Linked DNA regions of Mus musculus: region 2 is linked to region 1. A link is a loop called in an ENCODE intact Hi-C map of the cell type or tissue named here. Cell type or tissue: left cerebral cortex. All regions are shown on one strand. Each heading gives the region's core, and the rest is flanking DNA. Links, peaks and the distances in the headings are about the cores only. Region 1 overlaps Spock1 (sparc/osteonectin, cwcv and kazal-like domains proteoglycan 1). Region 2 holds the start of 1700072F12Rik (a long non-coding RNA gene).

The links. Hi-C counts contacts between places; a loop is a spot of excess contacts. Peaks named below come from ENCODE experiments on the same cell type or tissue, not always from the same donor. Only the 100,000 strongest peaks of a DNase experiment are listed, where the experiment ranks them.
Region 2: it touches region 1 in a loop (3-fold over the local background); 3 of 42 quality-filtered maps call a loop at or near these places.

Annotation. Positions count from the first base shown.
Region 1 is chr13:57,467,607-57,484,126 of GRCm38, reverse strand. All of the region lies in intron 7 of Spock1 (sparc/osteonectin, cwcv and kazal-like domains proteoglycan 1), which reads left to right. Among named protein-coding and RNA genes, the nearest start is that of Gm33240, 31 kb to the right of the region's middle. In left cerebral cortex, for the core only: a CTCF peak has its summit at 7,250 (motif pointing left); a DNase peak (open chromatin) is centred at 7,232.
Region 2 is chr13:57,271,933-57,288,452 of GRCm38, reverse strand. It overlaps 1700072F12Rik (a long non-coding RNA gene), which reads right to left and starts at 6,090. Exons shown (of 2, transcript XR_873502.1): 1 at 6,046-6,090; 2 at 5,187-5,823. It also overlaps the pseudogene Gm48176. In left cerebral cortex, for the core only: CTCF peaks have their summits at 6,790 (motif pointing left) and 9,647 (motif pointing right); DNase peaks (open chromatin) are centred at 5,561, 6,389 and 6,768.

The sequences.
Region 1 (16,520 bases), core at 2,744-10,743:
AAAATGAAAATGTGCAATACGTACAAAATGACAGAGAGAGAGGGAGGGAGAAGAAGAGAGAAGAGAGAAATTCCCAGTGTGCCTTTGCCTTGCCCACAGTAGCATTGTTCTCTATGGAAACAAGTGAAGCAAAAGCCAGGAAATGCCAGTTCCCAGGCTTGCAGCTGGCCCTTCCACTGGATGATAAACCAAGGCTCAGGGCTAAGCCATTTTCACATCAGCATGGTATTTCCTGCTGGAGTCCTAAGCCCTAGGTGCCATCTGCATGGGCTAATGGATCCACACCAATAGCCAGCTACTCACGGGGACTGGTCGCCCTGCCACAGTGAGTACCACTTCTTGAGTCACCTTAAGGGCACTCATTGAAGTCATTTGTTGAAATGTCCATTCTGGGTTTGTCCCTGCTAAGGACTCGTCAATGGTATCCGTCCTGATGGAGATCATGCACCCTCGTGTCTTAGTTAGGGTTTCATTGCTGTGAAGAGACGTCATGATCACTGCAGTGCTTATAAAGGAAAACATTTAACTGGGGCTGGCTTACAGTGTCAGAGGTTCCATCCATTACTGTCATGTGGGAAGCATGGCAGCACACAGGCAGACATGATGCTGGAGAGGTAGCTGAGAGCTCTATATCTGAATAGGCAGGCAACGGGAAGAGAGGTGACCCTGGGGCTGGTTTGAGCTTATGAAACCTCAAATCCCACCCCCAGTGACATAGTTTCTCCAATAAGACTACACCGCTGCACCAACTCCTACAAGGCCCTAGTTCCCAATGACTGTCATATTCAAACCACCACATTCCACTCCCTGGCTCCCTCAGGCTTGTAACCAGATCATAACGCCGAAAACATTCAGCACAATTTCAAAAGTCCTTATAGTCTATCATGGTCTGAACAGCATTGAAAAGCCCCAAGTTCAAAGTCTCCTGTGACCCACACACACAGACTCTTTTTTTTTTTTTTTTTTTTTTTTTTTTTTTTTTTTTTTGGTTTTTCGAGACAGGGTTTCTCTTTATAGCTCTGGCTGTCCTGGAACTCACTTTGTAGACCAGGCTGGTCTCGAACTCAGAAATCCACCTGCCTCTGCCTCCCGAGTGCTGGGATTAAAGGCGTGCGCCACCACACCCGGCCACACACAGACTCTTAACTGTAACCACCTGTACAATCAAAATGAAAGGGCAGATCACATACTTCCTACGTACAGAGACACGGGATATAATCACCATTGCAAACAGGAGGAAAGGGAGGAGAGTGAGGAAACACTGGATCAAAGCAAGACGGAAAACCAGCTGGGCAGACTCCAAACTCTGCATCTCCACGTCTGATGTTACAGGGCTCTTCACATCTCTAACTCCTTTCAGCTTGCAACACACTTCTTTCTCATGTCTTGGCTCCACTCCCTGTCAGCAACTTCCCTTGGTTTCCTTAGCTGGTTACCCATGGCTCTGGCATCTCCAACATTTTGGGGTCTCCAAGGTAACCCAGGCTTCACCTTCACAGCTTCACAACGGCCTCTCTAGGCCTCCATGCAAGGACACCCCTGCCCCCACACCTGGCCTCAGTGGCTTCCCTTAGTCACAAAGGGAGATACCATAACCCATCTCCTGTATCCTTGACTCTAAAGCCAGAACTACATGGTCAAAGCTGCCAAGTTCTACTGCTTGCTGGAGCTGGACCATGGCCCCCTGTTCAAATACACTTTCATCAGCTTTCTGGTTTTTGATGGTCTCCTTCACTATCTAAGCTTGGCTGTCCTGGAACTCACTCTGTAGATCAGACTGGCCTTGAACTCAGAGATCCGCTATCCTCTGCCTTCAGAGTGCCAGGATGAAAGGTGTATGCCACCATGCCTGGCCCTAAGCTTTTCTTCCATTCCTTTTCACAGATTGGAAGCGTGGCTGGCTGGGTCTTGCTCTGAGGCCACGGCTCCCTTTATTCAGTTGAGCATCAGGGTTTTCTTTAAACCTTTTCCTGGTGCTCGTTTTCTCCTCAAACTGTACATTATGTGTCTTTCCTGGCTCGGCTTGCTCCTTCTCGTTACAGAGTTGCATAACACTGGCCGCTAATAACCAAGAAACACAGCCAATGCTAGGTTGTTTTGAAGTGCCCTCTGCCAAAGCTGTCAATCCATAACTCTTCAATTAGTTTCAGGCAGATTTTTGGACACGGGCAGAAAGCAGCCGTGCTTTTTACCAAGAACAGTCTGTAGGCCACATGAGAATACTCTTCTTCTCTGAAACCACTTGATCTAGGTCCCCTCAGTTCAAACGCCCTCAGCACCACTGTCTTCCATACTATTTCTAGGATGGCCCGTTAAGTCCCACATAAAGTGTCCAATTGCTTTTCTAGCAAAAAGTCTCAAGGCATTCTGTATTTCTACAAACAAAAGTATGATCCAGTTTATCACACCAATACCCCACCAAGTTCTGTCTTAGTTGGGGTTTTGTTGCTGTGACAAGACACGGTAATCACGGCAATCCTTACAAAGGACAACATTGAATTGGGGATGGCTTAGAGTTCAGTGGGTCAGTCCATTATCATCCCGGCAGGAAGCATGGCAGCAGGCAGGCAGACATGTTCTAGAAAGGTAACCGAGAGTTCTACTGCTGGATCTGCAGGCAGCAGGAAGACAGTGACAATTAGTTAGCCTGAGCATTAGAAGTCTCAAAGCCCAGTCCCGGTGACACATTTCCTCCCATAAGGCCACACCTACTTTAACAAGGCCCCTCCTCCCAATAGTGCCACTCTGGGTGAGCCTAATGAATGGGGGGCATTTTTATTCAAACCACTGCACCTTACCATATTCTCCACCTCATTTTAAAAATCCTTATGTCCCTCCATATTCCTTTGTGGCAGAGACCTACTATGTGCTAGCTTAAGCATAGGTGTCTGAGACAGCCTCCTTCCGGCTGAAGGAGGAACACAACTCATAAATGGTCACAGCCAGTGCATTTACCTGCTGTGCATTTGTCGAAATATAAGGACTGGCATGGGCTGACCTCTAAGGTTTCATGTCCTGACACTCAAGCTACCCCATCTTTCACACTTAGGATGGTGTCTCTTCACCAGGAGCTCCAGCCTTGCCTTCCCCTCGGCTTTTTTGACACTACACACATTTTCAACCTCAGATGCGACGTTCCTTCCCACCGGAAGCCCTTGACAAGATCAAAGTCAACCATCCTTTTCCCTCTAAGTGTGTCTTAGTTAGGGTTTTACTGCTGTGACCAGACACCATGACCAAGGCAGCTCCTATAAGGACAGCATTTAATTGGGGCTGGCTTACAGGTTCAGAGGTTCAGTCCATTATCATCAAAGCAGGAACATGACAGCATCCAGGCAGGCATGGTACAGGAGGAGCTGAGAGTTCTACATTTTTACCTGAGGGCTGCTAGCAGGATGCTGACTTCTAGGCAGCTAGGATTAGGGTCTTAAAGCCTACACCCACAGTGACACATCTACTTCAACCAGGCCATACCCACTCCAACCAGGCCACATCTACTTCAACAAGGCCACATCTACTCCAACAAGGCCATACCTACTCCAAGAAGGTCACTCCTACTCCAGCAGGGCCATACGTTCTAACAGTGCCACTCCCTGGGCAGAGCATTTACAAACCATCACATGATACCTTGCACTCATTCTATTTATCATTTATTTATTTATTCATTCATTCCATTTTATTGAAATTTAGACTCTTCTCCCATACAATATATTCTGATTACAGTTTCCCCTCCCTGACCCTTACTCCTCCCAGTTCCTCACCATCTATCCTACCCCCTCACCCTCAATCAGGATCCATTCCATTTTTGTCTCTCATCGGAAAAGAGCAGGGTCCTAGTAGATAACCAAACATAATGGAATAAAACATAGTAAGGTAAAACAAAACCCATCACATTGAAGTTGGACAAGGCAAGCCAGCAAAAGGAAAAGATCTCAAAAGAAGACCCAAGAACCAGAGACCCACTCATTCTCACACCCAGGACTGCCCTGAAAATGCTCAGCTGGAAGCCATAACACATACACAGAGGCCCCGCGTGTGCTGCTTCAGTCTCTGTGAGTTCATGAGACGTTTATTCCATTGATGTAGAGGGTCTTGTTTTCTTGGTCCTCCCTGTCCTCTGGCTCCTACACTCTTTGTGGGTTCTCGGAGATCTGACTTGGGACTTGATGGAGATGACTGGGGTTTGAGAGTCATCGGTAAGGGCTGAGTATTTCAAGGTCTCTGCTCAGTGTCTGGCTGTGAACCTCTGGGTTTGTTCCCATTGGCTGTGAGAGGGAGCTGCCCTGATGGTTGCTTAGCATCCATTCTTCACGTGTTTGTTACCTCGCATCTGTGGATCCTGTTTTATAATTGAAGTAAAGCCATCTAAAGTGTTTTGCTTTTGGGGAGCCTTGACGCTTAATTTTTATGTTTACATTAATACATATATTAATTTTAAAAATTACATATATGAAAAAAATTTTAAATAATTTCTGAAAGATGAGTTGTGTAACTTTATAAACAGTCATTTCTCAAAAGAAGTAGTACAAATGCCCAGGAAGTTTATATATTTAAAAATGCTGGGCCTGCAGAAATAGCTCAATGGCTAAGAACACTCACTGATCTTGCAGAGGATCTGAGTTTGATTCCCACTACCTACATAGCAGGTTCACTTCAGGGGATCTGATACCTTCTTTGGGCCTCCATGGGCACAAGGCACACACACAGACATGCATGTGAATGGAACCTCATACATATAAAATATAATATAGGTCTTGTTTTTTTTTTTTAATGGTCAGTCAGATTAGTTCTCAAATACAAATTGAAACCACAGGGAAATTTCATGTCTGGTCAGTTGTGAGGGCTGCGTTCAAGCAAACAAAAACCAACAGAAGATGGGTGAGCATGCTCAGACAAAGCACCTCTCACACCGGTATCAGGAACGTTTGCTTTTAAAGCGGTCAGGGTCTTTCTTGTTTATCCTCTTCTGCTCAGCAAATGTTTATGGGGTTCAACCACGCGCCACGTAGTTCCAGAGTCTTCAGGGTGTCGAAAGAGGTGAAAGCTGAAACTAGTAATAGTTCCCTTTGCTGAAGAGTACAACAGAGTGTCCGGATACGTTCTGAACTCTCCTCTGAGAGTTCACAAGAGCCAGCCTACCCTCTCTATGTTTGTTAATTGTCCTTTCTACTGTCATTGACATAACCTTCTTAGCTTTCAATATCACAAAAGAAAGGTTCTCTCTCTCTTTAATAAAATGTGGGTTTTGTGAACTTGATATTAGCCTCCCAAGTGCGGTCTTCTCTTTCCAAATAAATAAGGTCTGGAATTACAGAGCGTCCACAGTGGGGGCTGCAGTTACATGTTTACCACAGGGAATGCCTTAAATGGAATCACAACAAAGTAAGAGGCAGAGCGCAGCCCTTCTTGTTGTAACTGAATGCACCTTCAGGGTTCATGGGGAAAATGCTTGGGAAACAAGTTCCTTATTACTATGGCATATTATAATATTATTTTTGAGAAACTCTCCAGGAAGAATTAGAATTAAAAACATAACAAGCAGCTGCTATGCCTACCCAGTGGGGTGGATTCACATCCAGGGCAATGGCTTAAATACATTCATTCGCTGAATTCCATGTCTGCTGTGCTCCCCCAGCGAAGATCATGGGATGTCCAGTTTATGTAGAAGCTATAAAAGAAAGTCGTGACACCCAGATGTGAGCAGGGGCAGCTGCATCAGGGTGGAAGTCGGGGTCTGGGGTGTATGATCTGGTCCCCAGGATCAGCTCGTGTAGAGCTCTGGACACCTTGCTTCTCTGTCCACATCAGGGCAACTGTGTGGAGTGATAGAGCATCCTACATGGGTCCAAGAGGTTACTGTCACTTTAGTTTAGTGTGACTTATGTAGTTTCCCAGATAAAAATGATGAAATATTAACTATCAAGCATTTGAGAAGTGCAGATGGAGCACAGAGAAAAGAAAATGCAGACTCCATGGGTGTTTTAGTTTCTTGAGACAGGTTCTCCCTCTGCAGACGAGTCTGGCCTGGAACTCTCAATCCTTATGCCTCCCTTAGCTCTCTCAGTAGGAGAAGGTTCAGGGTGTGATGCTTATCTTTTAACGAAAGGTTCAAGTTCAGGAGATAGAAAGAGTTTGAGGGAAGAGAATCTCACCTACATGATGTAGGTTCCCAGCGCTTCAGCTATCCTCACCCATGATCCAAATCTAGTGACAAGGGCTGGGTTTCCCAGAAGATGCGGCAATCATGAAAGGGAATAGGGGTTTCATTTTTTTTAGAGTGAAGATTTTATTCATCCAATACATCCAATAGATATTTATTGAATGCCCACTGTGTGCCAGGCAGGGCCTAGACTCTGATATAGAGTCAGATGTACAACATCCACTCAGTAAACTTCTATGCAGTGAAAGAACAGATAATCTACTGTTTAAACAGTGCACAGGCCCATCTGTCTGGTCACTCCCCTTTGTTTCCCAGGACTCTCAGAAGTCTACACAGACTACCAAGAGGCAGCTACGGATAGACTAAGACCTGCTGGATGTCCTGTAGACTCTGGGCCACGTGGGTCTGGCTTTATAATTCAGTATAGGAGTATAGTCCTGCTGGTGAGGGCTCCCCAGAGAACTAGGCATTAATGGGAAAGAGGAAATCAGAAGGAGTGGAAAGGGGAGGGAGGGGTTGGGGAAATGGCTCCAGAGGTTGTCCAGGCTAATGCCTGGAGGCCACCTGTGGCTGAACAAACATCCAACATTATTCTGAAGGTGGACCTTCCTCAGGGGAGTCAGTTAGCAGGCACCCCCACCCACCACCCTAGTCACAAAAGGCTTTAAACCGATTAGCTAAGACCTACCTATTTATGGAAGGTAATCTTTATGTAATAGATTAATTTAGATGTTAATCTAACCTAAACCCTTTGCAGAAGCATCTAGAATAACATTTGACCAATTAATCTGAGTGCTATGGCCTTAGCCATATGGACAAATAAAACTAAACAAAGTCTTACCTCCCTCATTTGAGTTAAGTTTCCTTGGCCATTGAGTTCCCTGCAGGGAACCGCATCCCCAGCTCCCTTCCCTAGCGAATGCCTTCTCCAGTCAGGAGGGCACCAGGGAAGGGAAAGAAGTGCTACAGGCTTGGAGTAAGACATGCGATGGAAGCCTTGGCTCTGTCACCAGCCAATGCTAACCTCTCTGAAATGCAGTTTCTTCCTCAGTAGAACAGATCGGGCAATGTCTCTCAGCGCCCTCTAGTGTAGGCCACTCCTGTTTGAGGGTTCCTATTTGAGAGGTTCATCTCTGTTCCTCTTTGTCTTTAAGGACAGATTCTGTTGTTTTCTTTACCACTCTGTAAATTTAACAGTCCTTAGGGTAGAACAGATGGCTATGGGATATCTGTTGATTAAATATCGAATGAATTAATTCAGAGGGAGGGAGAGATGTAAGCAGAGGTGGCCGTGTGTCGCAGGTGGTTTAAGCGTAGAAGCACAGGGTTCTTATGCCCCATGGTTGTCAAGCTTTCTGTGACCTTTGCAGACATTAATCTCACTTGGGATGTCTCCAGTAGTGTGTGTGTAGAACACTATTCTCAACAAATTTTTTATAATAATATGATACCTTTGCACATAAACTGTGCAATATGTCTAATTATGAGAATTAGGATGCTCTGTGACAGATCTTTAAAGCTTAGTTATCTTGCTCGAATATAAAGGTTTATTTATTTATTATTGTATAAGTGTGCACCTGCTTGAGTTTATGTGCACCAAACGCACCCCCGCATATGCAGGATCCCACGGAGATCAGGAGAGGGCACCTGATCCTCTGGAACTGGATTGGATGGTTGTGAGCTTCCGTGGTGGGGACTGGGAACTAAACCTGGGTTTTCTGGAAGAGCAGCCAGTGCTCTTCACCACTGAGCCATCTCTCTAGCCCCCTGCCCTACTATAATTTAATGTTACCGCTTTCTCTCCTTCCCTCAGCACCTGGAAAGCCACTGCTATGTCCTATGATCATTTAAATATTTTTGGATAACTTCCTAAAAGTGGGATCATATCCCAGTTCTATTTCTAGCTTACGGTTTATGTCACACAGCGCCATGTCACTGAGGTTTGCCCGTGTTGTGGCTACATGGCAGAAGGTCCCCGCTTTTAAAAGTTGAATAGTATCCTGCTGTGCAGAGACCACATATTTTGTATCCATCCTTCAGTGGACACCGTAGGCTGCTACCTGGTGGAGATTGGACAGCATCGATCATGAGAAGGCTGTCATGGTTTGGATTCTGATTTCAGTTCTTGGGATAATTGCCCACCAGGGGAATTGCTGAGGCCAGTGGGAGTTGCCCCTAGTCTTATCTCAAGGCCCAGTAGAGGAGTGTGACCGATCATGAACTCAGTGGCTAGCCAGTTAGTTGCCTTGTGTGCTGCCTGCTTCCTGGCTCTCCTATTTGTCATGTGTATTTAATGTCTCCGTGGCTTGGGACTGTGCTCCGCAACCGGAAAAGACTTCTCACCATTAAGTGTCCAAACTGCTGGGCAGTGGTGTGGAGAGTGAGGAGGGTGCTTTGTCCCCTGTTCTGCCTGGGCCCTTGAGCACTGTGATGATCCAAAAGTTGATGCCTCTTTTATTCCAAAAGCCAGGAAACCTTCACTAATCGCACCGACGTTCTCAGATCCTAGTTTTAAATCAGTGTCGTATTTAACAAGAAATGAGCAGTCAGTTGTAACTTCTTTTTTTTTTTCAGCAAACTGATGCAATTTAGAGCTTATGGGATTTATCTGCCTAGCAGATCAGCAGCTGAACATAATTTTAATTACACCTGTCACCCTCGGCCGCACTAGCTCATTCTGAGCTAACCTTATCAGGGTAGTGGTGCCTACCACAGCCCAGTTTTGCTGTTGAAAAAGCCAAAGTTCCCTTCCTTGTCATTCAGAGAGCTCATTGGCATTTTAATTTCAGAGAGAAGCAGCCCTATTCATGTCAAGTGACTTCATGAAGCTACCAGGTTGCACCCCTGACTGAAAAACAAACAAACAAACAAACAAATTTCTATAGACTTTATGAACTAGCAAAAAGGGACTGAGTTAGCAAGCACTACTGCATTGACAATTGCTAATTAGGTCCAGCTTCACTGCATAGGTTCAGGCAGTTTACCACCTTTATCTCCCGTGTGCCATCGATTCATTGATTGCTAAAGACACTCAGTGTCTCTGGAAATGCTCATAAAGAAAGCTCAGCGGACTCCATGTTCGTCCGTTCCCGTGAGAGCAGACAGGTTAAAGGGTAGGACCTTTGTACCACTTAGGGTGACAGAATATTGGCAGATTTCCCCCTGTGACAGGAGGGTATTGAACGCGTCTGCAGGCCATGCTGCAGGACGAAAGGATGCCCCTTGAATACTTCGATCAGATAATCATCTTATAGATGCTGCCTTTTAGCTGTGGTCTGGTTTATGAGTCACTTGCATCCAAATCCTTTTGGAACATGACTTTTGGATTGCAGGCTTCTAAAACTACAGCAAGAGTTAGTCTGCCTTGCCCTGCCTTCAAATCTCTCCCTAGTAGCCGGCAACAACAACCCGCATCGTTTTATAGACTGACCCTATAGAGGCATGCAGACTGCTGACCACTAAGCAGGTCCTTCTGTTTCTATCGATATCGTCTTTTCCCATCACTCAGATGAGTCCCTGCCCTCCATTTAACCTATTGACCAGGCCTTCACCATGCTTAGGAAGGCTTTCTGGGTCCAGCAAGATTCTAAGAATGATATATGTCAGCACATTAACCCAATACGCATAGCAGCCCTGGGAGTTGGGCATTCATTTCACTCCTAAGGGGAGGAGCTAAGGCCTAAGGGACAGCCTGCTGCCTGGGTCACATGCTGGTAAGAGGCAGAGCCTGGAGTTGGACATAGTTCTGCACTTTAAGCTCTGCTCTCAGCCCCAGCCTGCACTGCTGGCCTCCTGCTGGTCAGGTTTTGCTGCCATGGAGCAGAAATAATTTTAAGGGTTGAGGAAAAGAGAAAAGCCTGAAAGGAAAGATGATGCCAATTCCCCCTCCCTCTCGCCCCCTAATGCAAGAGAGCTACAGCCACAGTGAGCTGCTCTCAGGGAGCATGTGCTTGCCCAATCCTACCTGGGTCTCATGAGGGGACCTGGAGAGAACCCGGCCAGCCAGATGTTGGCCTAGCAACACAGACTATGACATGGATCTAATACTATGTGTCACTTCCAGCAGACAATGAGCAAGAGGACTTTCAAGCGACATATCCAATGTCTGAAAAGCAGGCGACAGTAACTCACCATGTTTCCCTTAAAGAACCGCAAGTTCACAGTAGTTGACAAGCCATAGCTTGTTAGTACTATTGGGACTGCACTTACATACAGAGTGTCTGATAGGAGCCTGACATTGTATGTTGTCTTTGCTTTAGTTGCTATAAGCAGGGTCAAAGTTGCCATACTATATATTTAGTACAGTGTAACAGACCATCCCAGTCACACCATGATGACATTTCGTGTTGTTACCTCCCACTGTGGGCCTGGCAAGGATTTGCTTTGTAGGTTGCCTCTGGGGTCCTATAGGTAGGCACAGTCAGATGGTAGCTAAAGTGTCATTGAAATCCTTCTTAGGTATGGGTTTGGCGTTGATCCTAGTGGTCAGCTAGTATGTCAGCTAGGGCTGTTGTTGACTGGAGTACCTACTTATGATCCCTCCAGAGATTTCTCACAGCTTGACAGCTGGAATCCGAGAAGAGGATAGAGGTAGACCCCTTTAAATATCTAGACCCCAAATCACAGAATATCACATCTCCTACCACAGATCCCTGTCCAAACTCATGGAAAGGAAAGAGACTCAACCCCAGGCAAGGTGCAGAAAGGTCATACTACAGGGAAGAGAATGTTTACAGGGCTAGCTGGCAGTTTTTCCAAGAATGATTTTGTTTCTGGAGCTGACACATCTGCATGAAGCATTTCTGTTGTTACAGAGATCAGCTGTTCCCTTCTTGGGACATCTGGCATAGAACAAAAAACAATTCTGCATCTTGAGCAGTATCAATCAACAGAAGACATTTTTTTTCTTTGTCCCATGAAAACCCTGAGCAGTTTAGGCTAATTCCAGAGATATTGGGCACGGGCACAATGGTTATAGCTTGCTTGCATTCTGCTTTAAGACTTTCGTAGTTGATAGTCAGATATTCCCTCACCCTAGCCACACCCGTGAACGGTCATAGCCAGACCTACCTAATGAATAAACATTTTAGACTATGTATTATTTTTACATTGCTAGGATTGTTATTTCACAAAGAACAGCTACCTTTATTTTATTACATTTTAATTAATTAATTTGTGGAAGTGGGGAATGGGAGGGGGGTGAGGCAGACATTTGACAGGATAGGGGAGGAGGATTCCTGCAGGAGTCTGCTCTTCCCTTCCACCATGTGGGTCCCAGGAATAGGTTACCCGGCTTGGCGGCAAGCCCCTTTACCTGCTGAGCCATGGAACTGGCCCCTTCTTTTCTTAACTTGTGAAACTTGTATAAGGGTCAGACAGTAACAGTATAAAGAACTCCAGCAGCATAAAAGGATGGCCATGAGCTTTGAAGCTGGTTTTGTCTTCCCAACCACATTTGCTGTCTCCTGCTTTATGGCAGCCATTATCCTGACTTGCTTGTTTATTGATGCGTTAATTTTCCTTATAGTGTGATGTGTGCTTTCACCCCTCTGGAATCACGTTTAGCTTTTGTGTGCTAGACCATTTCCATGGTTGGAGCTACACTATATCTATCTTTCTCTCAGAGAGGCTGTCCCAAGACTTGCACGCATAATTACATGCAGATGGATCTCAGTCACGTTCACCGTTAGAGCAGAGTCAAGATTGAAATCGTCACACAGACTGTTTCTAGTGAATTTCCCTCTCCTTTCCTAAAGAGCTAACATGTCAGAATTCTCCCATCTCCCCTAATGCACACATGCAGACTTGTGTTAGGACATGACACATTCTTAGCATTGGAACTGTGGGCATGCTGGTGAATCATGGCCAACAGTGATTTTGTTTTTTGTCTTCTATGCTAACACATAAAAGTTATGGTGGTTTCTCATTCTCCTCTCACTTATATTTTGGTTGTCTGTCTTTGAACCCTGTTATCATTCTAATGTTAGTTTTGAAATGAAACTTGTCACCTCGTTTTGGACCCTGTGGTGCTATGAGCATCTTTTCTTATATTTGCTGGGGGTTTTGTTTGTTTGTTCTTTGTTTTTTGTTTGTTCTTTTTTGTTTTGTTTTGTTTGTTTGTTGTTTTGGTTGGGAATATTTTATTTGTTTGTTCTTTGTTTGTTGTTGTTGTTGTTGTTTTGTTTACTAAACTTTTGGCCAACGTGCTCATCGGTTCATGTATTGATCTACCTTTTCCTCATTCACTTGTAGGAAGCCTTCATCGGCACTGTCCACTCTCCCTGCTGGTGACTCCTGTTCTGGTTAAGTTATCATTTGGCATACAGAATTTGTTAGTTTTACCCTGCCACATTTCAGTCTCTGTGAGTTGAAACGTCTTCCCTAAGTCCAGGTCATAGGTCACCCTCAGTCCGTTTTCCTCTCCAGGCTCTATGACATTTTACTTAAGTGTGTGGCTTCCTGGGCTGACCTTTGTCAGGGCGCAGGGTTGAGAAATGCTTAGCTGTGGTGCCGGCCTCTTATTTTTCACCTTATTTGCATCTCGATTGAGATTTTAATTATTAGGAATCCTGATGCTGAAAGTGTGATGTTCTCTTGGCGTAGCCATAGCAACTCTCTTAGCATGTGCTTGGAGTTTTAATCTTCATCCCTTTGCTTTCTCTAGTTTATCCATTGATAGCAAATAACTAGACCTTGCTGTCTGTTTTCCACAATCATCATTTTAACTAAACACTCACCCGCCTCTTATTTTTCACCTTATTTGCATCTCGATTGAGATTTTAATTATTAGGAATCCTGATGCTGAAAGTGTGATGTTCTCTTGGCGTAGCCATAGCAACTCTCTTAGCATGTGCTTGGAGTTTTAATCTTCATCCCTTTGCTTTCTCTAGTTTATCCATTGATAGCAAATAACTAGACCTTGCTGTCTGTTTTCCACAATCATCATTTTAACTAAACACTCACCCCACGTTTCTCAGAATTCTACTCTTTGATGAGTAGTTTCTGCTTCTTATTTGCCTTCATTTTCCCTGCAAGTCCTCTTCTTGTCCCCTTTACTCATGTCTGATTATCTTATTCTAATTCCTGTTCATCTAATTCCAAGTTTTTCATCCTGTAATCACTTGAATTATAACTAGGTTTGGCCGTGTGGCTGTGAGCCTGAGGTTTCTACCCACAAGGCTCCTTGCTAAGTAGAGATTGGGACTTGGTGTTTTCCTTTGATGACTCTCTTTACTTTTTAACCCTTTGTTAGACTGCTGTTAACTCTCTGTATGTTAATTCTCTGCCGGCCCCCTGCCTTCTGTCTGGAAGTGTGTCCCATGGAAGTCCCTATAATGAGAGCTTGTCAAGCACGGTATCTGGTTCTGTAACTGCCTCCTCTTTTTCCCAGCCACTCTGACTGTAGTTTCGGGAAATATTGGAACATACTGATGATCTCCTGTGTGGCAGGGAAGAGACCAGAGGAGTTGAAATATAGACGGATAATAGTAAGGTTGTACTGTACAAATGCATCTCTATAGCAGTACAAAAACACGATTACCTTAATTTCAGAAGGGACACCAGCTAGGAGCAAGCTCATGAGTCCTGAGTTTGGAGAGTGAGACACTACTCTTAGCACACACTGTAATGTGTCCTCTTGTGCACAGGCCTCGAGAATCATGAGGAAGCACAATAAGAGACTCAAATTCCTCCCTAGATGTTGAAATCATCGGTTAAATTTGTTCTTCTATATTTGGAGTGTGAACTTCCTGCAAACAATATAATCGATATCATAATTAGAAACGAACTTTTGCTTCATAAATGACTGGAAGTGGAATTTGATTTTCAAGAGGGTTACATTATTTGGACTCACAGTATGTGTATAGCCATTATATTTTACTGTCTGCTAACTTTAATAGTGTACTGAATTATTTTATTATTATATCCATTCCCATTTGTAATTACTACTGAAGTCAATCACTTTTTTAATGTCCGTGTTTACTAGCCATTTATAATTCTTCTTGCTTTAGAGCACTTGGCCCTATCCACTGTCGATTTTTCAATTATATTCTTAATGGTTTTCTTATTGATTTGAGATAGCTCTTTATATATTAAGAATATTGACCCTGCCTTTTTGTTTTACATTGTTTTTCTACTTGTCTTTGACTATCGTTCACAATAACTTAATGTTTAATTTTTTTCTATTAAAAATTGATTCCACATGTATGTTGAAAAAGGACATGGATAGATATAAATAAGGTAAAACACACATTCCAAAAACACTCGAGTGCAAGTCTCAGTGACTCTGAGGCACAAAGAAGAAGTAAAATATCAGTCTCAATTAAGTTTTTCATGAACATGAGATTAACAAGAGGCAGGGAGCTTCGGAGTTTGTCACTTATGGGGGTGTGTTGCTGGCTTGTCTCATTGGGCGCTCTTGTGTGGGGTACAGGTGGCTGTCTGGCTAGCATGTCATTTTCCCCAGGTGAGGCTATGATTTTTCATTCTCTTGTCTGACATGCTTGGGAAAGAGGGTCAAAGTGGAGGGGAGGAGAAACAGCCCATCTATCTACAGGATGCAGATTTGCACAGCTCACACTGGGAGACAGCGCAGAGGCAGACCACTTCCCATAGCCGTTGAGGTCAGACTCTACCTGTTCTATCTTTCCTGCTACCTTAGCAATGCCCAGTCAGTCATGACTTACACAGAATGAAGAACACCTATTCTCTGAGGCTAGGGGGTGTCAGCTTGGACATTCCTGGCATACTAGATTGAACAAATCTGACTCATGTTTTCCCTCTGTTTTATGAGAGGCTTAGCAGTGTCCCTGGCCTCCACCAATCACCATCCATGCTGGGTTTTGTAACTGGCTTGATCTCACACAGGTCTTGTATAGGTAACCATAGCTGTTTTGACTTGTGTGTGCAGCAACCATATCATTTCAGAGCCATATGATTATTTTATTTGTGACAACCAAAAGTCCCTCTACATGCCCCCCACAGTGGCTGCTTGGCCTTGAATGGCCTAGGGGAGCAGGAGCAAGAAGCTGCTGTTAGACTTTGGGAATTCGAGTGCATTACAGTTTAAGTACGTTTCATGTTTTGGCGGGATGGCAGCTGATTGCCATAGTTCCATGGTGAGTCTGTCCCAAGGCTTTCCATGAATACAAACATTTTAGTTTTAGAGTTCATTTTATTAATATTACTTATTCTTATAACATGCATGCCTTGATAATTTCATTCATGTACACAATGTGTCTTGATCATGTTAACCCTTACATGGCCCCACAACATCCCCCATGAGCCCTCAATCAGTCTTCTTCCCAATTTCATGTTTTCTTTTAAAATGCTTCTCCTTTTCCTCCTCTTCCTCATGCTCCTCCTTCTCACTATTATTATTATTATTATTATTATTATTATCATTATTATATTTTCTAACTCAGTGAGTCTAGTTTTGTGATCTCTCTATGCTCATGAGTGTGGAATCATCCACGTTGAAGTGGGTATCTTACAGTAGCAAATCCCCAAAGAAAAATGACCTTCCCTCTCCAGCACCCGTTATGTGCCTCTGTCTCCTCAGACAGGGGTGGGTCTCAGTAGCCCCTCCCCCATCCATGCTGGTTTTTGTAACTGGCTTGATCTCACACAGGTTTTGTATAGGTAACCACAGCTGTTTTGACTTGTGTGTGCAGCAACCATATCATTTCAGATATTTTTTTTTAAATAGTCTCCCTCAAGTGAGCCTAGTCTAACCTCCAAGCCCTGACCATCCTTCTACCTTAGCCGCTCAAGTGTCAGGATTACAGGCTTGGGCCACTCTTCGTGCCTTTGAGAAACAGAGTTTGTCTTTTTCCATCTTCAACTAAAGCATTTGTTAACTATTTTTGCCCTAACTTTTAAATCCTATGAGACATTGATACTTTGTCTTTTTGCAGTCTTTCTTTGAAAATAACAAAGGTGTTGCTACTTTGACTTTTTCTTTCTTCCTTCCTTCCTTCCTTCCTTTCTTTCTTTCTTTCTTTCTTTCTTTCTTTCTTTCTTTCTTTCAAAGTCTTTCTTCAAAAGTAAGAAATGTAATGATGCAGTTTGTCAGATGAGTCCATTATGATGTTCCTGGATGCGCTCGCTCATTACATCTTTACTTTTATGAAGTCCTATTTTCTGTCTCTTGGGTTTCTCTGAAGATGCTTACCAAATAAGCTTATATCCTTTAGCTTCTGAGAGCAGAGACGCTCCACACACATTTGCTCACACATGCATATAATGTCTTAGGACTCACATACTTCAGAACACACCGTGAGCAAAGCTGCTTGCCTCACGGCATCTAGAGAGTAACAAAGCCTTCAAACCCATCAGGTGATAACTGTGTCAGTGGATCAGT
Region 2 (16,520 bases), core at 3,072-11,071, 200 kb after region 1:
CTCGACATGTGATTCAATATCGGGGAGTCTTGTAAAAATGTTAACTGAATTGTCTGCTTCCTGCTTTTCCCTGTATTTATTACCACTCCCATTTTAAACACTTGCTAAACTCCTCGAATTATTTCTTCAGAATTATTTATTTTGTTTTATATGTATAAGTGTTTAGTATGTATAAGTTATGTATAAGATACACCTGTGTATCGTGTGTGTGCAGTGCCTGCAGAGGCCATAAGAAGGTACTGGATCCCTTGGAACTGGGATGACAGAGGGTTGCCATGTAGGTGCTGGGGATGGAGCCTAGGTCCTCTGCAAAGCAGGAAGTGCTCTTAGCTGCTGCATCACTTCTCTAGCCTCTAATTATTAAATATATTTTTTTAAAAAGCATATTATTGTAGCATTAAATTGAATTTTGGCAATTTCTATCTTTAGTGATTCCCACACAGATGTAGCCCTCCCCTCTTATCCCACAGGTCATGGGTAATCAGTCAGGCTTCCTCTCTGGCTTAGACTGTAATCTTTTTATTCTAGTTAACCATGCGTGCATGTCTGTTTCTGTTTCATGGAGACCATGTTTCTTAGTATTCTATTAAGTAACAAACGAATTTACTGACCCTTTTTTCTGTAGTTCATTATCTTTAAAGGCTTTCTGTTTTGGTTTGGTTTGGTTTGGTTTGGTTTTTGTATATTTAACATCTACTCACCAACCCTGTAGAACACAAGATAGATCCCATGGATGTTTTGCCTTGAATGAGGAACGCAAGCTTTCTCCAGCCCCCAATAGTCCTATATATGTTATCTCTGCTTTGCCTGTGTGAGTTTATGTGCACCATGTACATGCAAGTACCCACAGGGGCCAGGTGGTTTCAGATTCCCTGGAGCTGGGGTTACAGGTGGTTATAAGCAGTTTGATATGGATGAACACCACCCAGGCTCTTAACTGGAGTGGTCAGAAGTGTTAACCATGGAGCCATCTCCTGTGCCCAGTTTTATTAGTATCTCTATTATTTGTTTGTTTGTTTGTTTATTTATTTATTTATTTATTTTATGTATATGAGTACACTGTAGCTGTCTTCAGACACACCAGAAGAGGGCATCAGATCCCATCAGAGATGGTTGTGAGCCACCATGTGGTTGCTGGGAATTGAACTCAGGACCTCTGGAAGAGCAGTCAGTGCCCTTAACCACTGAGCCATCTCTCCAGCCCTTAGTATCTCTGTCTTTTATTTAAAGTATTCACTTCTTTCTTCTTCCCTTTTCAGCACCAAGTTCTCAAACATTTTTCTTACCAGGCTGTATTCCTCCACAGCAAGACAGGAGACCCATGTGTAGCAGCATCTTCATCTATGTCTCTAATTTATAAAACACAGATTATCATCAGTTTCTAATGCAGTGGGTAGCCATGCTTAATTATTTTTTACATCATTTCCCACTAATGTGTTTAGGGGAAGTGATTATTGGAGATGTGTTTGAAACACTAGAACTGCCATTTGGGAGACAGATGGTTCATGGTAACGCAAGAGCCACATCGATCAGCAGGAAAATGGAATTCTACTCTATGTGGAATGCAGGTGGGTGGGGACCCATGTTTGTGCATGTGCACAATTCCTCCTGTGGTGAAAGCTGTTAGTGGCCATGGTTCCATATGTGAACACAGGGTCAGTATACAGAGTTTAATATTGAAGCAAACAACACACATTGCAAAGTATCAGACTCCATGGATTTCTGCATGAACAATGTTTCCTTTCCAGACTTCAAGGTGGCACAGCCACTCGGAAGCCATTGCTCTCTTAGAAACATTCAGCCTATAGAAAGTTGGCAATTGTATTTCAGTGATAATCATTTCTACGACTGGAGGCAGAAACAGAAGTTGTTGACAGAGGCATAGGTATCCAGATCTATTCCCATTTCCCTTCTATGTCCAATGGTCTTCCATTTCTCTTCTTCCATATGACAAACCTGATTGATCACTAGTTCAGTCTGTCAGCTTTTGTCTAGCATACATGAGCGGTGTGCAGCCTGGTACCTGATTGAAGGTGATAGTGCAGGCAAGGATGTATCCAGCAGGGATGAGTGCAACAATGTATCCGAGACCTTGCAAGGGGGTGGTGAAGGATCTTACAACCCATCCCTGACAACCCAGGGTGTCATCCTGAGAGGAGTGGCAGTTTGAGTCTAGACTGCTCCAAGAGCTATACTCCCATCTTTGTAACTCAAGCAGCTACCTTACAAACTCAGCTTAGCTCAGTAAGAGCTAAGCCTGCTAGGTGCCCTGCACTGTACAAGACAGCCATTGTAACTATGAGGAAAGAGTCATAGTAGTATCAGATGGGATGGAGAGGTGGCTCCATGGTTGAGAGCATTTGCAGAGGACCTGGGTTCAGAGCCCAGCATCTACATGATGGCTCACAACTACTTCTAACTCCAGCCCCAAGGGATTCCATGTACTTTTCTGACCTCCAAAGGCTCCTGCATGCCCGTAGCGCACACACACTCACTCAGGAAAAAAAAAATGCTGATATACAGAAATAAAAGTAACTAAATATTTTTAAAAGAAAAATAGCATGAAACCATGTCACTGTGGTGCCACTAGCGAAGTGGACAAAGTGCTTAAGAATGAACTTAACCAAAGGAAGAAATGCCTTCTAGAAAGCGGACCTTGAAATATCAAAGAAATCACAAACTGAAAGAAAACCCTTTTAAGTTCATGGATTGGAAGAACTAATCTTGCTTAAAAATGTTCATTTATCAGAAATAATTCAGAGATTCGATGAATCCCTCATCGAAGTACCAATGTCATTCCTTCCAGAGCTGGACAAAACAACTCTAAAATTGGAATACAAACACAAACCCCTGGATTAGTGTCTTAGTTATGGATTCATTGCCGTGAACAGACACCGTGACAAATGGCTCTTAGAAAAGACAACATTTAATAGGAGCTGGCTTACAGTTTAAGAAGTTCAGTCCATTATCATCATGGTGGGGAGCATGGCAGGGTACAGGCTTACATGTCGCTGGAGGAGCTAGGAGTTCTACATCTTCATCTGAAGGCAGCAGCCAAGATGAGACTGTCTTCTGCAGGCAGCCAGGAGGAGGCTCCCTCCCCCACTGGGCGGAACCTAAGCATAGGAGGTCTCAAAGCTTGTCACAGTGACGAACTTCCTTCAACAAGGCCATGCCTCCTCCAATAAGGCCATGCCTCCTCGTGGTGCCATTCTGTATGGCCAAGCATTCAAAGACATAAATCTATGTGAGCCAAACCTATTCAAAGCATCACAAATGGCCAAAGCAATCTTGAGCCCAGAGAAAAAGGAGGGAGCATCATGGCCTCACTGCAGAATATACTGCAAAGTTGCAGCCATTGAAGCAACAGGGCATAGGCACCAAAAGAGAGACAGGAGCAGGTGAGAAAGAACGGAGACTGCAGAAACCCACACATCCACAGACATTTCCCGGCAAAGAAACAAAAACACACATCGAAGAAAACAACGCCTTCAGGAAATGGTGCCGAGCGAACCGGATGCATGTGAAGACCACAGGCCCTTGACTCTTCTCCACTCCACATGAAGTCAACTCAAGCAGGATCAAAACCCAACCATCAGACAGGAAATTCCAAAACGATTTAAAGAAGACACGGGTGTGACGTTTATAAAAGATGCTCTAGGCTGTGGTCTCTAGGGAGAACCTCAAAAGGACTCGAGGAAAAAACTGAAAGTGAAACCTGACAGATACGAGGAACTAAAAGAGCCGTGGACTGAAAAGACAGCGATCAATGGCCTAACGAGACAGTCCACCACGGCATGGGAAGCTATTAGGCTGCTCTTAACCTGGCAGAGTGTTAAAAAATCTAGAATATTGAGAATTTGCAGGGTTTAGCAAGAAAAGAGCTTAGTAATCTAATTTTAAAATGAGATGACAGGAATAGATGTACCTCAAAAGAAGAAACTCAAACCGCCCATGAATGCACAGAAAAGATTCAGGGGCATTAACCATCTATTAGTGTTAGCCATCGCCCCAAGTCAAATGGCAATTACAAAAAATAACAAATCGATACATTCTAAGAAGGATGTGTAGAAAGGGAAATGTCGTGGCCAGTAATGGGAATAGGAATTAGGATGGCTGTTCCAGGGAGTGGCATAGGAGTTCTTCCAAACACTAGTAATAGATCTCCATAATAGATTAGCACAGATCACAATAGGTTTGTGCTTCAGCTACACCACTCATAGATACACACTTAAAGGCTATAAAATCACATACCGACGAGATAGCCACACACTCACAGTTATCGCCATACTCTGTAATAGCTGAATCAGCCTGGGTGGCCACCAGCACATGAGGAGGTAAAATACAGAGTCAAAAAGAATGAAATTCAGTCATCCCCAGCGCCATGGCCAGGAGTAGAACATATCATGTTACATGGAATAGGTAGCTCAGCCAGCACAGAAAGGCTGAAAGGTTCCTGTTCTCTTTCGCTTCCCGGGGTCAAAGAAAAAATGTCAACTGTTAACAGAATAGGAAAGGCAGAGGGGGAAGAAAGGTATGAAATGGAAGGTTGAATTTGATCACTGCATACTAGTTACACACATGTAAATATCACACCAAATCTCATTAATGTGTACAATTCAACATGTTAATTGATTTTTAAAAAGAAACAAGATTTCTAAGACTCTGGACACAAAGTCTCACACCAGTGTACTCTGTGAGTCCACACTCCCATGCCAGAAAAAGAGGAGGGTGGAGGATGATCACAGGGAGGAGGGTGGCAGGGAGGACCATCATAGGGAGGAGGGTGACAGGGAGAATTATCATAGGGAAAAGAGAGGCAGGAAGGACTGTCACAGGGAGGAGGGTGGCAGGGAGTACCATCACAGGGAGGAAGGTGGCAGGGAGGATCATCATAGGGAGGAGGGTGGCAGGGAGGACAGTCCCAGGAAGCTAAGAGGGTGAAGAGATTCTGAGGAGCTGTGGGCAGATGTGTGTTATTTACTTCTGTCAAAGACTGCTAGGCAGGCACTCAAGCATAATCTTATACACAATCAAGCACACACACACACACACACACACACACACACACACACAGAGAGAGAGAGAGACAAAGAGAGAGAGAGAGAGAGAGAGAGAGAGAGAGAGAGATGGGCACACAGGATGCACAGAGGTGGGCACACTGACCTAGAGCCACACACCCACTCTGCCCTCAAGGCCATGTTTATACAGAATGACACGAATGTGTCTGAAAAAAAATTAGATAGCATTTGAAATCACTCTGTACTTTGGGCTTCCCCAGACATTAGGTATCAGCTAACTTGTGCTGACTCTTGGCCCCAAATTGTCCACTGCTAGTCACAATTTAGCTGATTTGTCCCACCTATCCATATCAGTGCCATGTTGTCTAACTATAGCCTGGGCCTTGTGTTCTTCTGTTTTCCACACTACCCGTCTCCGGATTTTCAAGCCTTTAGCTTTAGACTGGCTGGCGTCTGTGGTTCCTTCCGGGCTCTGCTTCTTTGAAGAATTCTGGTAGATCACACATGGAGATTTAGGGAGGGTGTGAGTGAGAAGCGACCTGTTAATTGGCTTTTGAAGAATGACTAAGACCATGCTAGCTCCGAGGGTGGGAAAGTTAGCTCGGAGAAACGGTGAAGAACGGGTATAGCAGAGAGCTCCGTGGGGCCTGGAGAGCAGAATAGAGCAGCAGAGCGCAGAGAGCTCAGAGTCCACCTTGCAGGGAGGGCACCTTGTCCAGTCTGCGCTGCCGTGGCAGCTTGAGAAGCTGGGAAGTTCTTGGTGTCAGTAGACTCACTCCCTGGTTCCACACAGCATCTTCTGCTGCAAACCCCCGGGCGGGGGGAGGGGGGGATGTAACACTGTATCACACAGAAGACTGGGGACGGAGGGATTTTTCTCTCCCAGTCCCTTTGTATAACAGTATCAATCTACGCACAAGGGCAGGGCCGGCCTGTGTGAACTGAATACCTCCCACCAGGCCCCAGCTCTTAAAGTTCATGCCTGAGACTTGTCCAGCGCACAGATTTTGGAGGGGCCACTCACACGGCAGCAGAAGATGAGCGCTCCTGGGCCATAGCAGCAGCGCGGGTGTCAGGAAGCAGGGCGTGGCGCCTGTCAGGTAGCACCAGGAGAGGCTCGACTGTGAGGTCAGCATTGGACCAAAACACAAGGAAGGCCTTTGTTCTCCCACACGGAGCCACGAGTGCGTCTCGGGAAAGGGATGAGATGGGTTTAGTCCCATTCATTCATCCCGGATGCAGTAGCAGTAGAGGCTGAGGTGAGCATGGGAATTGAAGTGGTGCAGAGAACATCATTAAGGAAGCTATGGCCGTGGACCAGGCAGGGAGGGGCAACTTTAGAGAGCATAAGCAAGCCTTCTGCCTGAGCTAATGTGACCATACATCAACAGTTCCCACAGAACAAAGTGTACAAACGTGCAGAGCTTCTTCGTGACCTTTATCGACTCCTGGCTCTATTAAACTCTGAAAGGAAAATGTGAATTTGGCCTTATATCCATGGGAGTGAGTGTGACGTTAACATACCCACCTAAAACAATTCAATGTCTTTTTAAATCATGGCCCCACATTCATTTTAAAACACAATTGTTCACTTGTGTGGATAAATCATGCAGAAAGAAACCCAATGAGTCTCATTGGAAAAGCGCTCTGTACATGGGCTACTAGTTTAATATTCCTTCAGCGGACAGCCCCTGCCCCTAAGAGGAACCATCTCAAAACCTGACTGTGCCTGATTGTTTCTGAAGTAGAGTAAGGCCCACAGTGCCCCCTGCTGGCAACTTGGAGATATAGCTTCATTGAGAGCTTTTTTTGTTGTTAGTTTTTGACTAAATGAAATGGTTGTTAATGTTAGTTTTCTCTATATGGAGATTGAAATAAATGAATCGCTTGGGAGCAATGGTTGCTGTTGAAATGGGGGATCAAGAAGGAAGCTACTTTTGGTTGGACAACGTAAAGGAGACAGGTGAAGTATTAAGCAAAAGAAATGCAAAGGCTAAACTTGGTATCTAAAATTAGGTTGTGTCAACACAACATACACACACGAACACACAGGCACATACACTCACACACACACACATGCGCGCGCATGTGCACGCACACGACCCCAAAAACATCACATGCCTGTGCTCACCCAGGAGGCCTTTATAAGCACTGGATGTAACAACACAGCTGGAACATGTGCTGTTGGCAGAGGCTCGAGTTTCCTCATGTAAATGCTAAAATTCTCTTATGGGAGTGTATGTGGCATACATTGTACAGAGAGGATTGCTAGAAAATATCAAGAATTGTAAACAAGGTTACAGACCTTTGACCTAACATTCATCCTTTCAGAATCTATCCTAAGAGGTAGAGAACCAAAGTGTGTAAGTGGTGTGTATATAAAAGATTCTCAGGCTAAGTGGATGACTCAGTGACTAAGAGGGCTTGCAGAACAAACACAAGGACCTGAGTTCAAATCTTTCCTAAATAAAAACGAGGCATGGCTTCATGTGCCTGGTACCCCAGCACTGGGAAAACACTTAGGAGGATGACGGGAGTTTGCTGGCCAGCACACAGAGTCAAACCTCAGACTATAGGTTCTTTGGCGAGAAATCCTGTCTCAAAAGAACAAAGTGAAAAGTGACTGAAGGGATGCCAATGTCCTCTGCTGGCTTCCTTGTGCATGCCCGAGAGTGTGCACATGTATACACACATGCATACACCATACCTACAATGCAAAGGCACTCAGTAGCAAGAATGGAAGCTGTAAGTGATCCCAGTTGACCATCCCAACATAGAGAAAACACCTAAATTAAGTTGTTGCATCTATAATGGTGCTACTTAAAGACAAAGTTTCTAGAGGGTTCCAATTAGGTCAAAACATGTAGGATGTTAAAAGAAAAGGTCAGCCGGGTGTGGTGGTCCACGCCTTTAATCCCAGCACTCGGGAGGCAGAGGCAGGCAGATTTCTGAGTTCGAGGCCAGCCTGATCTACAAAGTGAGTTCCAGGACAGCCAAGGCTGTCCAGAGAAACCCTGTCTCGAAAATAAAAAACAAAAACAAAAAACAAAAAACAAACAACAACAGAAAGAAAGAAAGAAAGAAAGAAAGGAAGGAAGGAAGGAAGGAAGGAAGGAAGGAAGGAAGGAAGAAAGAAAGAAAGAAAGAAAGAAAGAAAGAAAGAAAGAAAGGAAGAAAGAAAGAAAAGGCCATATGTGCCAAATTTACTAGAGACCTGTGGAAACAAGGAGAAAAATCTTTGCAACCTTAGATAAAATATTTTAAAAAAGCAAATAATGTTCGATGGCAAGGAGGTGACTAAGCTACCTCAGTAAACTTCTGATAGAGATTAAGGTGTTTGAAGTCACTTTAAAATCTTTTAGAAGTCTTTTTTTTTTTAAACTTTTCAATGTGTGTATTATTTTATTTGGGGATGCTTACTCCAGAAAATGGTTGATTATGTACGCCCAAAATGAGAATAAGGATTGTCACCAACACACACTGGGAGCCAGGTTATTATCACTTAGTGATTATTGGTTGTGTCCTAGGTACCTTGGCAAGCACTCAGAGGCTAGCAAACACTGCTCAGCTCTCAAAGCACTGGCCAGCAGCTGTCATGATTAAATGAGGATGCTGACACCAGAAATGTCTGTGTGTGACTTCATTCCCCACAAACTGCCATGGGAAAGGTCAGAAACACCAAAGAGTCACCAATGAACACTTAAGAACCACCCACTCTGACAGCGACATCTGGGACACACTACAGGCATTCCATAACTCTCGAGCAAAACAAATTCATGAAATACTCTACAATGCTCCCAGCCTCAACAGTGGGGTCAGCCAGTCCCACTCACAAGGCTGCTGAAGTGGAAGAGAGGTCGGTGGAAAATGGAAAAGAAGTCTGGTGTTAGCCTGTTCTAATCCGACTGTACCAGCCACCAGACAGGAACTCAGTCAGTTACTCCCCATCTAATAAGGTTGGAAAATGAACAAGCCAGTTTCAAACAAGATATACACTTAGTAAGAGGTAGTGTTCTCTTTTTATCTTTAACTGACAAATAAGGTTGTGTGTACTAATCCCCTACACGTAACCTTTAAAATAAGTACACAGCACAGCCTGATGAAACCCAGCTCCCACTCTACAAAACAACTCACGTACTTGTCAGGTTTTTGTAATACAGAAATCTAAAACTACAGGCAATTTTCAGCGGAGGAGATGGCTTAGTAGGCAAACAAGCAAGGGGACCTAAGTTTAAATCCCCAGGACACATGTCAAAGCCGAGCACAGTGGCTCTCATCTACAATCCCAGAGAGACAGCTAGGCCCTGGCACTCGCTGGCCTTGGAGCTCCAGAATCACTGAGAGACCCTGATGAGTGATCGAGGAAGACGTGCCACAGTGACCTCTCACCTCCATACAGGCACACGCAAACATGACCCTGCACTCTTGCATGCACATGTGCACACATACCACGGACACCACCATACATACACACACAGTTAGCAACTTTCCAAAAGAACAATAGTCACTCTTGAGTGCATTTATGCTAGGTGAAGATTTATGTCTTTCAATCAACTGTATAGTTCCCCCCAAAGGTTATTCTTTAAAAGATTTTTGCAAAGCTTTCTGATGCCATGATCCCCACACACAAAAGGTTAAGTTGACCGCTAGATGGCGGTAGCATCAGGTTCCATTCAGTGAGCACCTAGGTAAGCCATGCTTATCTTCAAACTTCACAGCCCACTGACAGCAGCACAGGGAAGCACAACTCTACTCCATTTGGGGATGCCTCTAAAACCAAAGAACAAACTTCATGTGAGCTGCAACATTAGCAGTCCCCAAATTAGAAACAGCCAGTGGTCAGGGCTGGAAAGATGGCTCAAGGGTGAAGGTTACCAGGTGCTCTCACAGAGGACCCGGATCTGAGCCCCAGCATCCACATGGCATCTTATAACCATCTGAAAATTCCGAAAGGAATTCAATGCCTGCCTCTGGCCCCGTAGGCACACAGGTGGTGCACAGATATACATAGCCAAAATGCTCATATACAGAAGATAAAATTTAAAATACAGAGGAAATATCCTGTCATTACTTGACATGATCACAGGGGAGTGACTTGAACATTCCCTTCCTCTGCCACCCAGTTCAGTTACAAGACACCCAAACACCCAGCTTGTGGGAGCCTTCCTGTGGGAATCTGGTCTGGAAAAAAAAAAGTGGGGGTCATTATTTTCCTTGGAAAAGTTGTCACTGTATATGCGTATCAGCCACCAATCAGTCCCTAGCCCCAAGAGGTTTCCTTGATTAGAGGACTAGGGTGGCCAAACGACAGGAAGCAGTTCCTCCACCTCCCCAGGTTCCCAAATCACAGAAGAGGCAGCCAGCAGCACATTAGCTTCCTGCCCCCACATCAGGCATCACAGGGACTGCCGGGCCCCCAGCTCTTAAAAGAACGCCAGGCCCGAGTCATCAAACATGCCTAATTGTGTTGTTATTCCAGAAGCACAGCAAATTAGAACAATAAAAAGCAAAAATTAAAATCTCTTAAGTACTACTCAGAAGAAGAGAATTTCTTTTTGTCAGGTATGGTCTGACAAATTTATTTAATATAATCAGAATCCTAAAAGAAATGCTATTTGGTAGCTTGGTATTTCTACCTAATTGTAGCTTTTCAAGTCAAAACATTTACTTTCACGGTTTTTATGTTTGCAGTAATATAATAAATTAAGCCATCTCCCCCCACACACACACCAAGAAAACTGTGGAGTTTATTTTGTGTTAGCCAACTGCTCCTGAGCATGGAGCCTGCCCTGGGGTGGTTGATATGCCCGCCATGGAAGAAAATGGATTTTCCTTAGACTGTATCACCTGCAGAAGGCTTCTTGATGAGGGGGTGGGACTTTGGGTTCATTTCCATTCATTCTCTGTGCTGAGATTTTTGTCTGGTTTGAACTGGTGCCGGTCTTGTGCACCGCTGTCAATCTTTGTGAGTTTGTTACCTGCCCTGCTGTTTTCTTGGAGTCATCCACCATCCCAATAAAGAAATGAAAACTCAAATATCTTTCCGTGTCCACTAGAGGTCACAGTTTTCAGTTTCTCTCACCCTAGCCAAGGTCCTTAGAGGAGAACATTCAGAAACCAGATTAGCAGGCAAGGCACCAACCCAGTCACAAAACCTTTCAATCTGCCAAAACCTACCATCTGCCTTGCCTGCAAGAGGCGCTGGGGCAGTGATGTCACAGAACTTGTGGGAGTGGCCAACCAATGACTAATCTAATTCGAGGCCCATGTCACAAAAGGAAGCCCATGCCCCACACTGCCTGGATAACCAGGAATCGGAGGCTGAAGAGCCCAGAGACCTCTGGTTTCTCCAGTTAATTTTGTGCATCAATTTTTGCAACAATCTTATTCATGCTGGTCTCCAATACCTTTTCTCCCTCGTCACCGTTTCTGCAAGAATATTGTGAACCTTGTCTATACGAAATAATAAACCCAGTTCACAGACATTTTCAAAAATAACATTTGTCTAATGTCGACACAAACAGATATAAAATGTCAAGTTCACTTTCTTATGAATCTACACAGAAGACAATAATGTCTAGAAATCAGTTTGTTGTGGCAGAGCCTCCAGTTGATAACCCTCCTGCGTAATTACACACATTCTCATTGCGTATCTCCTAGTGATTTGCTGTTGGCTCATCTTAACTATAGGGCGGGTAGAACTGGGAGATCCAAGGCTTCCTGTGGTTGCTGAAGGTGAGACTGACCTTGATCATGGCTGGTCAGCACTGACCTGGTGGGGACTGGGGCCAGGGTGGGCTTGCGAGCCTTGAGTCTCACCTTCAGGAGACTGCTGCTGCTTTCCTACTGCCCCCTCTAAACCACCTTTTGTTTCTCCCTTAGACATTTTCCATTTTCCCTGTTGCAGATGATACCGTCTTTAACATTTTCATAGCTAAGTCTTTCTACCTTTCTGTATACCTTCAATTACTTCATCTTTATACTATGGAGTAAAATTCCCCAGATTGCGTTGTTTATATATGCATGCATCTGAGTTTATGTATATGCTTCGTAAGCATGGGGGATGCAGAAGAAGTCAGAAAGGCACATAGGATCCTCTGGAACTGAGGTTCTGGGTGGTTTTGAACTCCAGTGAGCTGTGGGAAACTGCAGGTCCGCTGCTAAAGACTCTTCCCTGCGAAGCAACACTTTTGGTTACATTGTTTCCTGCTAAGCCACACCTCCAGCCTTCGGTTACATTGTTTCATGACTATTGGTTACATGCGCATTGCTGGGCAACGTAGTATGGCTTAAGGAAAAGCAAGTGCAGCCTAAGAAGGTCTTGTTAGGCAGCTGCAACCACTGCGCAGATCAAGAGACCGCAGGCCACCAGCAACTCATATCCCCAAGCCCCTGACACTGCTCTTCCTGCTCCAAAGCAGAGTTGCTATCCCAGCATCTAAGAGCACGGATGAGTTCTCCTGGGCCCGCACCTTGTCACATCTGGTGCCTCGTGACTCACACTTGGAGTCTGACGTCTTTCATGCCATAGTCTGTTTTTGAGATGTGGCACGTGACTGTTGATGTGCATTTCCATGACATCTAGCTGGCGTTCCTGTGTGAAAATGCCATGAGGACATACAAGGTTTTAACATTTTCTTAATCTCATGAGAAATAAAGAGAGGTGCATGTATTTCCGCGTCTTTTGGTATAGACATTTCAATTTTTCTGCATACACACATACACGTTCTAGATGGTGCTAGGCACTTTATCTAAGTGGATGTGCCAGTGTGCACTTCTGCCTTTAGTGTGTGACATTTCTATCCCCTGGCCTCTTTAATAAAATAGTCATTTCCACCTCAGCAAGTGTGGTAGTGGGAAAGTAGAACCATACTGTGATTTCAGTTCTCACTGGGTGTCTTTCTGTTAGGTGTCTCTAGCAAGGCCCGTCTCAGACTGTTTATCTACCTTCTCTGAGTTGTTTTTCTTATGAATTTTAAAGATGTAGATATGAGAACTGCACTGTTCATACACACTGCAGACATGTCTTCTTCACACTTTATGGCTTATCATTTTACCCCACCCCCAACCCCCATGGCATGTTTGACAAACCTAAGTTCACAATTTTATTTTTTAAATGCCTTATTTATTTGCATGCCACACGTGTGCGGTGTCTTCAGAGTCCAGAAGAGGGTGTTGGAGTCTCTGGAGCTGGAGTTCCAGGCTGTGGTGAGCTGCCTAGCGTTGGAGGTGAAGACCAAAGTTGTACCCTCTGCAAGAGCTGCAAGTTTCCCTAACTTCTGCACCCTCTCTCCAGCCTCCGGAATCCATAATCTTAATGAAGAACTATTTATCAAGAATTTTATTACAGAGCATATTTTATTCTACTTTCTCTCGTTTCACAGATTGAAAATACTAAATCACCGGAGGGCTGTCAGATGCTGAGATTTAAATGTGAGCATTTGACTCCAGAGCCCAAATCCCTAAATGGTAGGCTATATTACATTTTTAAAAATCTTTAAACATATTTGATGAGAGTTTCATACATAATCCATCTAAAGTATATGTTTTCTTTTTATTGGCATATATTCATTGTGCATGGTGATGGGTTTCATAAAGTAATCTCCTTCAAGTGCGGCTTGTATTCCAAGCATCCCCCAGTTCCCCTTTCTCTTCTCTTCCTTTGCTTCTACTTGTCTCCTCTCTTGCTATGTGTGCTGTGTGTAAGTGTGTGCTTATATATGTGTGTTTGTGTATGTGTTTGTATGTGTGCTTGTGTCTATGTGTTTGTGTATGTGTTTCTGTGTGTGTTTGTATGCATATGTGTATGTTTGTGTGTGTGTTTGTATGAATGTGTGTATATTTGTGTGTGTTTGTATGTTTTTGTGTGTGTATGTTTGTATGTGTGTGTTTGTATGAATGTGTGTATATTTGTGTGTTTGTATGTTTTTGTATGTTTGTGTGTGTGTTTGTATGAATGTGTGCATATTTGTGTATGTGTTTGTATGTTTTGTGTGTGTATGTTTGTGAATGTATGTGTGTTTCTGTGTGTGTTTCTATGCATATGTGTGTATATTTGTGTGTGTACTGTGCGTGTGTATGTACATGTGGTTCTATGTATCTAAAACACCCTAGGATCCACAAATAAGAGAAAACCAACCTAGTATTTGTTCCTTTGAGCCTTGCTTATCTTGCTTAATGATTACCAATTACAAGAGTTTTCAACAATGACATAATTTCATTCTAGTTATTTATGAGTGAATAAAGCTCTAGTACACATATTCACATATACATACACATATATAATTATAGATATGTATGTGTACATGTAATCTATACATATTTATTATCAGTTTCCTTATCCATGCATGTTGATGGACACCTAGGCAGACTCTAAAGTCTGGCTAATTATGAACAGTGTGCAATAAACATGGATAAGCAGGTGTTCCTGTGGTATACTGGCTCAGAATCCCTCAGGCATGTACCCAGAAGTTGCAAAGAAGGGTTATATGACAGTTCTTATTTTCAGTTTTTTCTTAGGAATCTCCATACCAATTCCACAGTAGCTAAACTAATTTACACTCTTACCAGCAGTGAATGGGGCTGCCTTCTCCCTGGGGCATCCCACAGGATTCATTTGTTTTCATTAGGATGCTCTCAGGGAAGTTCTCATTTACATGCCCCTGCCGGCTACAGACACTGAGCACCCAGAAGCACCTGGTGAAGACTCATTTCTTCAGTGTTACTATGTTTCATTTTCCCACAAATTGCGGGGTTGGGGGGGGGGGAGTCTAAATCTTGTGAGTCTATTCCTTTTCCTACTGCCCCTGCTGTTTTGAGCCGGTTGTCCAGGCCTGCAACTCAGGCACGTCCATGTTTTAGTTAAACTTTTCTGGCTATATTTAGCTCTTTACTCTTCATATAAATTTTATGTTTATCAACTTCCATAAGATGTATGCAATCAATATATTTCTAAGGTTGCATCATAGATGTATGTAAATCAAATTGAAATAACTCCTTTGAATTGTGATGTTTTCTAAATAGAGGTCTTATATATCTTTCATTACAATCTTATCTAATTTATATCTGCATTGCTGTTGTGAGTATGTTAAGACATTTGACTGCCTAACTATTTATGGGATGCTTGTAGAAATGGAAGGAACAGTGGGCTACCGACCCTGCGTCCTGTAATCACCATGGGGTCGCTTACACCCAGTCATTCACCAGCATGTTATCTACATGCCAGAGTTTTAATCTCTTCCTCTCAAACCTTTATGGCTTCGCTTCTTTATCGTCCTGTATTTTCTAGTCTAGGATTCTCAGTAAATTTCATGTAAACATTTAGATATTTGAATAATAAGGTTCTCTTTGAGATGTGAGAAACTTAAGTGAATGAATTTTATATTTTGAAAACATCATGTGATTTTTTTTGTTCTGTGCATAATAATGTGATAAATCACACTGATTACTTTGAAAATATTCAAGATTCTTGAGCCGCTGTTTGACTGATAGACACACACAAACATATACACACACCCAGAGAGAGACAGACCGAGTGAGAGAAAGAGAGAGAGAGAGAGAGAGAGAGAGAGAGAGAGAGAGAGAGAGGGAATTTAAACAAATGTAAGCAAATAGAAACAAGTTACATTTATTTCACTGTAGTTATAATATATATAAAATGTTATAAACTGCACATACTATATATTACATGAACGTATATAACATGTATTATAATACATAATACATAAATTTATATTTACATAAACCTTGCTAGATTCTGTTTACTGACATTTGCTGGTCCATTCTGCAATGGACATAAGATACTACTAGGGCTATGGTTTACTGACATTTGCTGGTCCATTCTGCAATGGAATTAAGATACTAGGGCTATGGTTTCTCTCATTTTGCAACATTCTCCTCAAGCTAGAGATTTACAAGAAGAATTGGGCCAGGTTTCCTCTTTTTCTATCATCAGGAAGGATCTATGTGTGCTGACATTATTACTTCTTTAAATGTAATGATTTACCAGTATCTTACACTTCATGGACTAAGATTTTAATGGTCAATATAATTAAGTAGAGCCTGAAATCTTCTGACATCAGTTTTGATGAGCTATGTTGGCTATTTCTTCTAAAGTTTCAGCTGTATTCACTGTAACATAAACTATATGGTAAACTGGCTAGCATGACTGACTCAAGTGTCCTCTGATACCCACTGTCCCGCTTGGGTCAAACAGCTCAGAGCAGTAGAAACTGAATTCTTGAGAACCGTTAAAAGGAAACCCATTCCCAACAGCGGCTGCTATCGCCCATCTCATGACATAAAAGCACCTGTCTCAGGCACAAGAAGCCAGAGGCCCTGCATAATGACAGAGCTCTCTTCCCAGAACTCTCTCAGTCCAGAAGTCTAGCTTCCCCTGTTATTCTGCTGGATGGTGTCAGCATCTGCTTGGTGTTTGCCGTCTGCCTGCTGCTTGCGGTGTGTTCTAGGTCTGCTTGCTGCGTGCTTAACAAGCTCACT